Linked DNA regions of Homo sapiens: region 2 is linked to region 1. A link is a contact called in ENCODE Hi-C or POLR2A ChIA-PET data. All regions are on one chromosome and are shown on one strand. Each heading gives the region's core, a stretch centred on a gene start or an enhancer-like site at or near the end of the contact. The rest is flanking DNA. Distances are from core to core; before and after follow the strand shown. Region 1 overlaps SLC14A2-AS1 (SLC14A2 antisense RNA 1). Region 2 has its middle 54 kb from the start of SLC14A2.

Region 1 (7,017 bases), core at 3,041-5,540:
ACAGATTAGGTTAGATGAGAATAGAGTTGGCCCTATGCAGATATCACAGATGGAGTAGGCAGTTGCCTTTATGGCATGATATCAAGAGGCAGATGAGGCCCTTCCCTCCCAAATATTATCCCACTAACCTGTAGTGTGCCTAAAATTCCTACTCTTAGAATTCTCTTTGAGCTAAAGAAAATGCCTAGAGAAGCCACATTAGTAACACGTGGAAAGGAACACTTTCAGGAAAGTGGTTCTTTTGGGAAATAACCACTGATTATTCTACCTTCAGAAGGCAGAGCAGTAAGCAAAGACATTAAAGCCTTGGCTTTGGAGTCACTGGGTTCTAACTTAGGCTATATAATTTTCTCCAAAATCTTAGTGTTCTCCATTATAAAGGATTAATGATATTTACCTCTTGCTGTCACCATGGGGATAATATGAGATAATGTAAGTGAAACCCCTGGCACACAGGGTTCACGCTCAGTTAAAGAGTGTGATTATTGTTAATATAATTGTTCTCTCATTGAATATGTTCAGAAGATCATTGTTATGGATAGAATGTTTGTGCCCTCCTCATTCATATGTTGAAGCCCTAACCCCATATATGATGGGTTTTGGATTTGGAGCTCTTGTGAGGTGATTAGGTTAAGATGTGGTCATTAGGGTGGAGCCCCTATGATGGGATTAGTGTCCTTATAAGAAGAGAAAAAGACCAGAGCTCTCTCTTTCCACCACATAAGAACACAGTGAGAAAGTAGCTGTCTGCAAGCCAGGAAGAAAGCCCTCACCAAAGACCCAACAATGCTGGCACCCTTGTCTTAGACTTCCAGCCACCAGAACTGTGAGAGAAACTGTCTTTTGTTTAAGTCATCCAATTGATGATATTTGTTATAGCTGCCCAAGCTGACCAATACAAACATGAAAAGCAGATCTATCTATCAATACTATTTGGAGTAGTATCAGCATTATTGAAATAGCTTCAGCTCCCAAAATGTCCACTTTAAAGGACACAACTCATCTTCTTGCAGCCCTTTCCCCACCTCGCACAGGTCTGTGCAGTATTGACTGGTCCACACTATAGGTGACTACTGAAATGAATAGGGGGTTAGGGAAGACCACTGGAAAGAAGTAGTCCCAAAATGGGGCTCAGCAAGATGAATAGGACAGAATAGGAAATGGGAAGAGAGGTCATTCCTGCTTCCTTGTGACTGTCAGCATTTTCATGAGCCCTCGGCTTCCTATCTCCTTCCCTCTCCCCCTCCCCACCCTGCTTCTCATCCCCACCTCCACTTTGTCCTAAAAGAAGCAGAGGAAGAGAGACTCATTCTCCTCTGGAAACCTGTTTTTGATTCATTGATTTGGTCTCAGCACTTTCTAGTTTGGGATGTTGGGAGGCTGCTTCATGTGCTTGTTCTTTGGCCATAGCTCCTGGTGGGAGGGATGGGGGGTGGGGGTAGTCAGTCACCTCCCCTGGGAGCTGCCCAGACTCAAGGAGGGAGTATCAAGCTAGAAAATGCAAGGGCACACAAATTCTAGCCTTTTGCTGGTTTTAGAAATCATCTTTCTCTTTTGATGACAACCTTACCTGGCTTCTTTGCCCCAAGCTAGCATCAAGGACACCACTCTGTGTGGAGACAGTGACCTCCGGATAACCAGGTATTCCGCTTTCACTTTTCCAAAGTGAAGATGTGAAGCCAGAGAGGAGAGGAGAAACAGACACATACAAAACAATTCAGTGCACTACCATGTTTGGGTTGCTGCAGAGAAAGGGGTTAAATGGGTATTTTCTTCTCATATCTTACTGAGATCACTTTATGACTCCAATCTCAAGGGAAATGAGCAGTTTGCACATTTACTGTTTCCTATCAGTCGACCATCTGTAGGCACCACCTTTCACAAAGAGCTTATACATTAACTGGTCACTTTATCATTGTAATATATTTGAAAAATCAAAAACCAGCTGCTATAAAGCTATAAACTGAGGATTTTATTACATATTGTTTATCATTGCTTTAGTATTTGGAGATTCATAATGCATGGACTTTGAGATCTATCTGTATTGCCAAGGAGGCCGAAGTTTATTTCCCTAATAATATGCAAATGGAGCCTTTATACCAGATAATGAATAATCACTAGATTAAAGCCTGAATTTTCTTTTAGTGGTACTGGCAGTGCAGCCTTTTGCATGCAGTTAATAATTAATTTAAAGAATTACCACTTCAGTGAGCCCTGCTTACATTATTTATTAAGTGTAATTAAAGTATTTATTAGTCAAGTAATAAATGAGGGACAACCCTCTGCACCTTAACAGTGTTGTAAAATAATCACAGACTATGTTTATCTGCAAAACAAGACTGAGTATGGCTCAAGTGTGTTAATAGATTATCCATGATCATTGCTGTGTTATCAGCATACCTCAGCAATGAGTGTATGACTGGCACACCCACCTGCTTCTATTCTAGGCAAAAAGGGTGCCTTGGCTTTTTATTTTTGTTGATTTGTATATGTTGATTTAGAAGCAAAATAAAGGGGATTTCTTGGTTCAAGCTTACATCCCTTCCCAAAATCTACCATGTTGCTTGCAGCTTAAACAGCTAATCCAACATTGTGACCTTAGAATTTCTGAAAGGCTGCTGAAAGCATTGTCAAGAATTAAGATGCCTATATAATTCATTTCTCAAACCATGACAGTTTGTACAATGAAAGAAGGTTAATTAATAATATGTAAACTGGGAGAGCTCTAGGTAAACCAGAAATTAGCATGGACTTTTTCCAGAAGTTATCATGGCCTTTAGATGGGTTGTTTTCAGTAATGAAAACACATGAAATGATTTGAGAAAGAAATGACATGAGAATCAGCTTCTACTAACTGCCACTCCACATGCAGAATTTTAGATAAAACCTAGAGCTCTGCCTTCCCTCAATTTCAAGTCCTGTTGCTCTGCGCAGACTCTTCCCCAAAAAACCTGCCCTTGTCCCTCCATCCAGAAGTGACAGCTCCTCCCTCTAACTCCCACCTCATTGCTTACTCTTCTCTGGGTGCATATCTCACTGGCTTGCAGCATCTTCATTCATGTATTTATTTTTAACTCCACTCCATGAAGAGACTGCAAATTCTTTGAGGAAAGAGACAGACTGTATTTGCAGATTTTTAGATCTTCAAACATTTTTACCCTGGTGCCTTGCTAAAAGTAGGTACCCAGTAAATATTTACTAAATAGATTTATAGTTGGAAAGCACAATCACTTTCCTTTCTGATCAGGAGAGAGAGTAAAATTTCAGTCCAGGATCACTGACCGGAATCTGTAACAGAGCAGATGGGCATGTGGAGCGGACATAAGCAGAGGAAGGTGCAGCCAGCAGGTGGCCATCCCAAAGGGCATTCAGGTCAGCTGTGAGAATCACTCAAGAGTGGGATTTAACTGGCAAATCAATGAGCAAAGCCTCAAAGCCCATTCCAGGCAGGCCAGTGCTTCATCTGCCCTGCAGTATATTGCCTGAGCATCTTTTTTCTTTGAGTCCTTTGTCTGGACAGTTCACCATCCTGTGCTCTTCAGACAAACAAGGATAAAGACTATGAAAGAGCATATAGATTGAGACTTTCCAAAGGTTAGTGGAGGGTGAGGGGCAATTCTGCAAATCCCACTTCTTCACCTATGAGAATCTCACCTATCCCACATTCCACCTCCTCTCTGAAGCCTTCTCCTGACCCCAACTCTGACCATTTCCAAAACACATTGTTCATACCTCTCATTTGGATCCTTGGCATCCTTGGGTTACTCTGCCTCATACACATAAACTTCCTGCGCCCGGGGAAAGACGATGGAGTCTCCTTTTCCTACATCTTCCCCCAGTGCTGGACACCCAGTCAGGCCTCAGCAAGTGCAGAAAGGGAAAATCAGACCTCACCCAGTTTTCCCTGACCCCTTCTTTCTCCTAACTGCCTGCTTGCTTCACTCACTTCCCAGAATCCCATCTGAAGGGTGTTTCCACTTACCAAATGATACCATCATATTAAGAAGAGAAGGAGTTGATGGGGCGTAAAAGTTAAAGGGGCTGAGTGGCATTCAGGAAAACAAACCCCAAGAATCAAACTTAGTTTTAATAGCAGCCAGCACTACTAGGCCCAAAACGTGTGGGCTTATAAACTGAATTGTCTTTGGGCCTTTTTAGAGAGCTGTTTCTAGGCGACCAACAGATTGGTCATAGATCATGTGTGCTCCAGCCTCATGCTGCAGAAGCCTCCTTCTGACCTCTTAATCAAGCTGAGAGCTGGGACACAGAGAAGAGATACACGATCACTTACAGAAACACCCAGCTGGCATCGGTCCCATGAACCATCTGCCTGTCTCACTATGGTCAGACTGTCTGCTAATGCCCGCTTCTTCTATGAACCATTTATATATTTCCCCAGCCTTTTTTAAAAAGTGGAAAACAAATAGCATTATTGGATGTGCTCTGCCTGGCTGCAGCTGTGAATCACAAAACTGGAAATCAGTCCAAGACAGAGTCAGACAGCACATTCTCTGCTTGGTTGCGGAGAGGTCCAAACTGCTGATCTAGCCTCATTTGATCTTTGATATTTTATTTATCTATAAATTTGACATGGCCCTGTTAGGAAACATCTTGCTGGTGTGCATTTTCCCATCCTTTTAGGCTTCTAAAGGGAAGGGGCCTTTGGTTTAGTCTTAACCCAGGGTCAACATTTCTTCTTGGCCTTGTCAGGAGGTAATCACTCTGAAGACAATACAACTTGAGAATTATATACAGCTGGTAGCAGCAGGGATGGGAGAGGGGTTATAGGGGTTTGACATAATTCCCCTTGGCTCTCCACTGCTTACCAGAGTCAGTAATAGATCACAAATACAGATTAGTGAACAGAACCAGATGAACTTAGGGTGGGACCCTTGACCATCATTGTTGTTCCATTCAACTAGAATTAAATGAGTACCACTGCAGGGGATAACATCACGCCCTCTGAATACAGAATGCACAATCCCCATATCTGCAAGGTTACACTCTGACAGTCTATTAATTATCTGATCAACAAGTAAATATTAACTGTAGCCTCTGTGCTTGTCTTAGTTTGAGTTACCCCAGAAGCTGACCCTGAAGATAAAGGATTTGAGTGCAAACCATTCAGTCAAGAATTGCAGGTAACACCAGGAGACAAATGGGGAAGGTAGTATGAGGAGAAAAGGCAGAGAATAAAGGGTCCATCATTTAGCCAGCTGCTACTGTGGGCCATTGGAGCCTTAACTCTTGGGGAAGCTCTGGGAAATGGTGCAAAACACATGGCTCAACCACTTCAAAGGACAAGGGAGCCACGGTGTTTATACACCAGCTCCCAAGAGCCATTGGTTTGAGGACTGCTCCTGAGGAGTAATAATTCCTTGAAGTTTTGGCCTGCCATATATAAAAACAGTAAGCTTTCCACAATTGATGCTGAAGAAAAAGAGCCTTCAAGCACAGAGAGGTCAATATTGGCAGCTGTAAGTTAGTTGAATGGTCCAGTCAACTAACCCTGACCCCTTCAGGGATTTTCAACTGAATGCCCAGTTGAAAATAGGCAGGGCCCTGAAAGAACTTGCTGAAAGCCTGTCCCTAAGAGAGGGGGTTCTCGGGGAGCAAGAAGTTGAAGATACACTTCCTGCATTCTTAATGCGTTCAATTTGGAAGAATAAAAGTATCAGAAAGCAATTCAACAATTAAATGCTAAGTGCCATAGTGAAGACTAAGAAAAATACAAATTCAAAGGAAGGAAAAATAACTATCTGATCCTTGGGAGAGTTCCATGAAAAAGCTTAGAATTAAATTAGAATTTGAAGAATGGGTAGGATTTTGTTTATTTAAAAGAGGGGAAGAAATTTCATTGTATGAAATTTTCTTATTCCCAAAATTGAATATAAAAGCCCAACTTAAAATAAATAAAAAATAATTAAATTGAGGCTAATAAGCTCCCTTTTCTCTTATTCACGTTCACATTACATCTTAGAGACAGTTTATCTATGCCTGCAATTGCACTCCAATAAACCATTTTTCTTTAAATTTCTTGGCATCTCAACTCAATAGTCAAAGATATTTACACCAGATGACTCCTAAATTCCTTTCCTATCTGAGAATTTTAAGAATTATGGTTCAGCAACAAACTATTCAAAAGACCAAGTACATTCTGTTTTGAAAGATCATATTATGGGTTCGGTTAATGATTGCTTCCCAATTTATCTGTTTGCCCTTTCTGCAAGTCAAACCTCAGTTAACCAGAACATGGTTAATCAGAACCTTAGTTAATCACAAAATTGACTGAGATGACAAAAAGCTCAGTAATCAAGACAAATCATCTTTCAATGCAATATTTTTCAAATCAAAAATATGGGGGGTACTCAAGAGTGGGGACAGCTGGGGGGATATCTGGTCACATGTCCCTTTGACAGAGGACACGATGTGTGTGTAAGAGACACTCTCAAGTTCTGATTTGATCCTGGATGAGAGGCAAGACACTGTAGAAGTTTAGCCAAAAGCTTGGACTCAGAGATGCCTGCATTTGAATCCCAGGTCTGCCATTTACTAAACAGGACAGTGCCTATAAAATATGAAACCCAGCACTTGGGGTACTAACAACCCAAAATACAAGGATAATGAAACACCAGTGAATTTTTTTAAAGTGCATTATTGCCAATCATCCAAGAGTGCACATCCCTTTGGTTTCAGTACTTATTACCACTTGACTTTACATACTATGTCCTTCATCCATTGTTTGTGTGTGAGTGAGATGGAATTTAGTATTTCTTACTGGGTACGTGACATTTTAGCCAATATCTACATTTTAGGTTCAGGGGAAACAATGCAACAAAGAAGGACTCTAACATTAGGTGAATGCCATAGAAATTAGGCCTTTAAAAAGTCTGACATTAATTTTATGTGTTTATTATTTTTCTTGTCATTTACATTTCTCTCTCCAACACCATGGACTAGAAAAACGCCATGCACTCACAAAAATGCTTCTTTGTGAGTGTGGCTCCTGGGACAGCC
Region 2 (7,017 bases), core at 3,314-5,813, 110 kb after region 1:
GCCTCTCAGATCATTCCAATTCCTGGTCCTTCATCTACCTTTCTTCTCCACCTCCTATAGTCCCTCCTTTCCAGCTACTCTCTCAAGTCACTTTCTCCTAACACCCTTGGCTCTTGATTTGGTACCTTTCTCTCTCCTTTGTCCTTCCAAATCCCATCTGTCCTCTAAAGCTCAGTTCAAATGCTGTCTCCTTATTGTAGACCCCTAAGGACACCCACTTGAAGCCAGTTCAGTCTTTCTGGAAAGCATCACTTATGTCACTAGTACGACCCTGCCTTATACAGTATTAATCTGTGAGTCTGGCTCATCACACTCACCCCAGCTAAATAGTAAGCACTGGAGCAGTAGACACTGTACAGAGAAGATGGAAATGAGAGAGGAATGGCACTGGTAAGGAGGGCCATGTGGGAGCTCATACTGGACTGTGAGTTTGTGTCCCAGGAGTGGAAGGGAAGTGGTCAGAAACTGAGTGTAGAGCAGAGAAGAAACCACAAAAGCAGCATCACCACAGGTGTTGTGTTTTCTGTAGGAAATAATCATGAGTTTTAGTCTCACTGGGGTGGATTAGAAACTATGGAAGTGTGAGCCAAAGTCAGGTTGGGTCACCTGTTAGTGCTTGCACCTTGGAGAGCATGAGTTTGAATTCGCCACAAGTGTCCATTTGACCATAGATACCAAGGGACAAAGGATTATTTGGTCACCAGGGTTCTATCTTTCCAAGAGATAGAGATAGAATCCTTTGAGTTTCTTTTTTTTTGAGACGGAGTCTCACTCTGTCGCCAGGCTGGAGTGCAGTGACACGATCTCGGCTCACTGCAATCTCCGCCTCCTGGGTTCAATCGATTCCTCTGCCTCAGCCTCCAGAGTAGCTGGGACTACAGGTGTGCACCACCACACCTGGCTAATTTTTTGTATTTTAGTAGAGACGGGGTTTCACCATGTTGGCCAGGTTGGTCTCAATCTCCTGGCCTCGTGGTCCGCCCGCCTCGGCCTCCTAAAGTGCTGTGATTACAAGCATGAGCCACTGCACCTGGCCCCTTTGAGTTTCTTATGTGTCCAGCATTGTGCTAGGTGGATTAGAGGGGGTTATAGGCTAAACTCAATCAGTTCTCTCAGGGGGCTCATAGTATAAAAGAAAAGATGAGATACGTAAGCAGCCACAATGTTAGTCAGAGAATGCTAAAAAGTCAAACAAAGGAAAGAGGCACTGAGCATTTGGGGAGGTTAGAAATGGAAGAGTGGTGAAGATCAAGAATTGTCATTGAAGTTGAACCCCTTAATCCTGTGGGAAGAAGGTGAGATTTGAGTTGGGCTCTGATGAGATGGTAGAGTTGGCTAGGAAAAAAGGAACAAGATGGCACGTTAAAATGGGTTAGTGTGTTCTGCTCACTCAGCAGAAAGGAGGCTTGTACAAGACAGCCAAAGTAGGAGAGATCACCAGAAATACCATCTGGCCACTTTGTGGGAGGTTCCAGTGTCCAAATAGGATGTTCAGACTTTGTCTCCCAGAAAAAATGGGAAATTAGGTGTCTCAGGTGGACAAAGCCCTGTGGTATAAAATCCATATGGTCCTCCCACTCTCCTCCAAAATATTTACAACTTGGATTTGTACCAAAGCCTTCTCTAATCACCTTCATTGTTGTCACCTTATTTTCTAAACATGTGGTTATGGTGCTCTGGTGCCATTGGCTAAACTCAGTAGAGACTAGATTACTAACATCCAAGAGACTGCTTTGTTTTCCCTGTCCTCCTTGGGGTGCACCCTACTGTGGCCTCCAGCTGTAGTGCCAGAACCCACAGGATCCACCATTAGCTGAAAGTACCAGGTTTCAGCCCAAAGGCTGTTCCCTAGGGAAGAGAATGTTTGACCCAAGGTGTCTGGCCTTCAGGAGATAAGGGATCACCACATCAAGGTCATGGAGCAGAGGCTTCCTGGGTGTGGCCCAAGTCCCTATTAAATGTCCTCTGCCTACACGTTGCCCTGGACCTCTGGACCCACCTATGAACATATGCCCCCTCCCAGGGAGCTCACTGCTTCATCGTCATCTGCCTATTCATTCTGACTGGCCTGCATTTGTCTGGCATCTACTGCATTAGCCAGGGCAATAGCATATATTTGGATAGCACCCAGTGGTTGTTAAACACTTGTACCTATTTTATTCATTAAAACCTTAGCAGACCAGCCAAGGTGTATTATCTCTTTTCTAAAAATAAGGAACCTGAGTCTTAGAGAGGCTAAATAGCTTTGTCTAAGGCCAAAAGGTCAGTAACTGACCATTGCTCCACCACAGATGAAGACCCCATCTCTACCCCCAGAATCTCCTCTCCATCCTGGACTTTCCCACTGCCACCTCCTTTTTATCCATATACCTCAGGGATTTAGCCCCTTTTTGGCCCTCCTTCTCAGCCATGGTCTCCAACCCTCTCAACAGAGCCTTCTACTCCTCTAGGATAGGCTGAGGAATAGGAAGTTGATTCCAGATATCTCCCCTACCTGCCCAGCTGCCTCTGAGACAAACAATCCCCTTGCATTCTAAGGGAACTTATATGAAGCCCCTATGGAGGAATGAAAAGTGATAACAAAAATAAGAAACACAGGAAGCCATAAAGTTTAAAGCAATGCAAGAAACCCTGGCTAGAGTTAGCCTTGATCTTCTCTGAAATGAAAATAAAATTCAGCCCCTTCCCCAACAGCTCATTGTTGGAGCCCCCATACCCTCACCTCTTTCATGTCCTGGGGTTGACTTCCTGCTTGTCCCCACCTCTCTCCAGGAAGGGTCCCTTTTACCCCAACTCTAGAAATTCTAGCCTCAGAAGAGGCCAATGTGCTATCCTCATTGGGCTCCTAGAGGAAGACCAAATTAAACACTGCTATTCTCTTCTCTTCTGCTTAACACGGAAAAAGTCAACTTAGGTCATTCCCTGACAGAGAGATACAAAGATAAGGCATTGTCCCTGTCACCAAGATATAAGCAACAGCACAGGATACTGTGTGGTGAAAGACAAAATAAGCAGTAGAGATAAGATTTCTGAGGACTGGAGGGAGGATATGAGGAGTGAGGGATGAGCCACGGGAGGCCACTGTCACCAGCCACAGTGGCCTGGACCAGGCAGAAGAGTCTTATGGTTGAGTATGTGCCATAACAGCTGTAGGGAGGACATTCTGGGTAGGAGGGTGAATGAAGGCAACGTGCCTGTCGGGGAGCCAGCTGAAAATCCATCCTGTGGGCAGAAGAAGGCCTTGGGACTTTGCTCAGTGGTCATGCTTCCCTCTTCCTGTTCCCTATAGTCCCACTTAGTCTGGGGAAGCTCTCTGCAAGAGAGTGACAGCAAAACAAGCAGTTTGTCTGCTGCTAGGGCTGCGGAACCCAGGCCAGGTGTTCCAGAGGCCACGTTCCTGGCCTGGCTGCAGCTCACTGCAAATGAGGCTGGGAAAGGGTGTCCAGTCTTATGCCAGGAGGAGGGGCAGCCCGTTGGGTGGCTATCATGCCTGACTCTACTTCACAAACACCTATGTACTCACCAAGCAGAAATAGTGAATGTTAACCTTCTCTTATTTGCTTCATATTTTTTAATAAAAATGAAAAATATTCAGAAGGAATTAAAAACTCTTAGGTCCCACTCCCACTCCCCTCCCTCCCTCTCCAGCAACAACCCTATTATGAATTGTACATATTTCTTTTTCATCCGTGTGTTCTCAAATGGATATATTCATATGGATCTCTAAAACACTATATAGTATTTGTCGATATGGCACTGAATTTACATAATTGTATCTTAACATTATTCTGCAACTTGTCTTTTTCACTCAACATTTCTATTTGGGGATCTATATAGATTGATGATTTGACTCCATTTTCTTTATTTAACTGCTCTATGGCAAGTCATCATATTCCCTAATTTCTTTATCCATGCCTTCATGGATGGACATTTAGCTCAGGTATATATTTTTTTTAAGCAAACAATGCTGCATTGAAATTCCTGTGCCTATTTCCTGAGGCACCCAGTTCTCTCTCCTGTTGTAGAGAAAATGTTGAGACTCCCCGTTCCAGTTCAAATGCAATTAGTACACCTCCATCGGGTGCACAACACCAAACTAAATACACTGAATCATTCTAAGAGATGCATTCAGAAGAGTTCCTCCCTTTAAGGAGCTTACAGTCTAGCAGAACAGATAAGCATGTTGTGAATCTACAAGTTAAAAGCTCTAGGACAGTGCCCAGTCTATACGTAATTAAAAGATAATGTCAGTTGACCTGATAGAGAAGAGCTGAAGGTAGACCAAGTAAGAGTGAAATCTACATGGATATGGGTCTTATCAGGAAAGCTTTCCTAAAGGAACTTGATCTTGATAGGGGTCTTGAAGAAAATACAAGCTTTAGGTGCTCAGTAGTAAGTGTTCAATGAATAGGAGAGAGGGCATTCCTGGCAGGGGGACAGCAGGAGCAAGTGTCCTGGGGCAGGACTAAGCATGGAATGTTAGATGTCTTGTCTGGCTGGAGTGTCTGGCTGGATTGAACTTGGAGCCATTCTTCTGTTTTCAAAGTTGATCTTAGCCCCACAACAAGTCCATGTGGCTTGTTGGCCCGGGCAGCCGGCCTGGGTGGTATTTTTCCATTACTCTGAGCAGAGAAGAAGTTCAGTCACTTGTTGATAGCAATATGATCATTCAAGGAGAAAACAATTAGGGATGCTGAGCTCTGGCCCCCGGAGAGGAGGGAGGGAAGGAAAAAATTCTCCCTGGGGGGAAGGGGCTGGGTGGGAAACAACCAAGAGGGTAATTGGTAAATATTATTGTTTCATTCCATGTTTGCCTGCTCTGCTCTGGTCCCTCTGCAAGCGGTGCATTTAAATCACACTGTCTGACTTTGGCAGGTTTAATTGAGTCGCCACTGAAAAAGAAATTATCCCTGTGCTATTAATTTTTATAGTTCCTCGGGGCTTTTAAAAAGTGTTTGGATTTTCTAGGTCTTTGAAAATGAAAACATTAAATTTTATTAAAAGGAAACGCAGGGGGGCTGGCAGGGCCCAGCCAGGCCCTGACAAGACGGTTGGTGGGAAGGTTTGGGCCCTCTGAGGCAGTGTGACAAAAGTTTTGCCCCTTGTAGAATGAGAGGCAGGTGGTCTCTAAAGATGTGTGAGGTCTGCCAGACCTGCATCCCCCACTGGCTCAGGATGGGTGCCTTGTCAGTGCCACCCCAGACCCCGCCCTCATGGCCAAAGTCTGTGCTGGCAGCCACAGGCCAAAGAGTGCTGTGACCGGGAGCTCTCTGTAGGAACTGGGGGGAACATAAGGGCAGACCAGTGTTGTGGGGCCAGAAGCTTTCACAATTTAGAAGGCCCTCTTGAAGAAAAAGAAAAGAATTCAAAATCCCAAATGCAAAATTACATTCGAAAGTATAATTTTATTGAGAAAGAATGAAGTCACAACAAATTACACATTTTAAAAAGCTGACAAATTCTACAGGCACCACAAAATCTAAAATAACTGTCTGACACATCCGTAATACTTTTCTTCCTACATTTTTTTTGGCTACCAACTCTCTGATCATCTCTTTAAATGACTATAATTTTTCAATATCATTTTTATAGAGAGAATACAAAGATAATTCAGTCTATCTTTTACCAAACTGCAAACTCTTTGATCATCTCTTTAAATGACTATAATTTTTCAATATGACTTTATAGAGGGAATACAAAGATAATTCCGTCTATCTTCTAACAAGCTGATCAAATTTTGTACTTTATTATTCACGGTTTGGAAAGGTTTCTTTCAGTCTCACAATTTGTCACTGGTAATGCCACGTGAATTTTCAGGATTGTTATCAACTTTGGGAAAACCTCTGTCAAGTATCTTTCACATATGAGCTATGAGATTTCAGGGCATTTTTTCTTTCACAGCAACAAATCTAAAATGCTCTTTGAATTTATGAAACTTACTAACCAGATTGTCATCGATGCCCTCATTGTAGTGGCGTATAATGAGTTTTATGTTATCTCCATCAATGTCAGTATTTCCTGTCAAATCAGCAAGACATTTAAACATGGGGATTCTGATAAATTCTAAGTCAGTAATTCCCATCAAAAAAGAAACAAGATGAATGGTGCATATATAATTTTATTACTTTGCATGATCGAGTGTATTCTTGACAAGAGAGAACTTTTATTTTGATGAGGCAGTGATGAGAATGCTCTTGTGATTTTACATACCTAATGATTGGAGGAATTTCCCGCCAAGTAGCTTCTGGCTCTGGGCATTTAAAAACTTGTTTCTCTTTCACCATCTATATGCTTCCAGTGCTGGGCTCTGCAGGACACAGATACTCAGGTCTCTGTACAACTGCATCCCTTTCATGGCACAAGACAGAGGATGTCTGCACAGTGGGTAACAGGAGTGTTCCTGGCAGCTTTTTCCACATGGTGACAGCTACTGATGAGTGAGTTACACAGAGAGGTGACTAAAACTACACAAACACCTCGCACTGAACCTAAACCAAACACAGCCCCAGCTCAACTGCCCCTTAGCTAGTTTTCAAAGTGGCAGCATCAATGCCCCCCAAAATGAGGAAGGGGATGCCAGGGGGAAATATGCCAGGGAGAAACAATGGTTTTAAGAGATTATAGTTGAAATATCTCACTTTTGCCAGCTACATAAAAACACGTGACTGTGTACGTGCATTGTGCCAATGAAGGGCTCTGGAGTTTAAGCATCATTATCATGACAGGAAATTCACTTGTGCACGCTATGGAGGTTCTCGGGGAGAGATCTTTGCACCTAAGTCTGTCAAGGAATTAACTGCATTTGGAGAGACAAACACAGCACAGCAGTATAACAATTCAAACATGACAAGGTAACTAAAGTGAGACTTTGTATGGGGAGGCTTTGAAGTTGAGACAAGCAAGTGATGAGGGTAGGATGGGAAGGCCCAGGAAGTCAGGAGGTGGAACTTGAACTGGATACAATTCAGATAGCTGTGGAAGAGCACATGTGGGTGATGTGTGTGTGTTCGTGCATGC

What was found. A loop is a pair of places that touch in the nucleus more often than their neighbours do. ChIA-PET counts read pairs that join two places held with the same protein, here RNA polymerase II (POLR2A). Pooled maps may share reads with other maps.
Region 2: a loop to region 1 is called in a map of Caco-2, with 2.1 times the contacts of the local background. The contact joins two enhancer-like sites. A Hi-C loop is called at or near these places in 1 of 168 maps with a recorded cell type or tissue (Caco-2) and 1 of 50 pooled maps. POLR2A ChIA-PET finds 5 or more read pairs at or near these places in 3 of 52 experiments (BJ, OCI-LY7 and WTC11).

Annotation. Positions count from the first base shown.
Region 1 is chr18:45,445,686-45,452,702 of GRCh38, forward strand. SLC14A2-AS1 (SLC14A2 antisense RNA 1) reads right to left here. Exons shown (of 11, transcript XR_007066352.1): 6 at 1,571-1,655. It also overlaps a transcript of SLC14A2 not described here. Among named protein-coding and RNA genes, the nearest start is that of SLC14A2-AS1, 55 kb to the right of the region's middle. Within about 2 kb of position 4,291, at least 15 of the 41 ENCODE cell types and tissues checked have a DNase peak (open chromatin) inside an H3K27ac peak, as active enhancers do.
Region 2 is chr18:45,558,053-45,565,069 of GRCh38, forward strand. It overlaps a transcript of SLC14A2 not described here. Among named protein-coding and RNA genes, the nearest start is that of SLC14A2, 54 kb to the right of the region's middle. Within about 2 kb of position 4,564, at least 8 of the 41 ENCODE cell types and tissues checked have a DNase peak (open chromatin) inside an H3K27ac peak, as active enhancers do.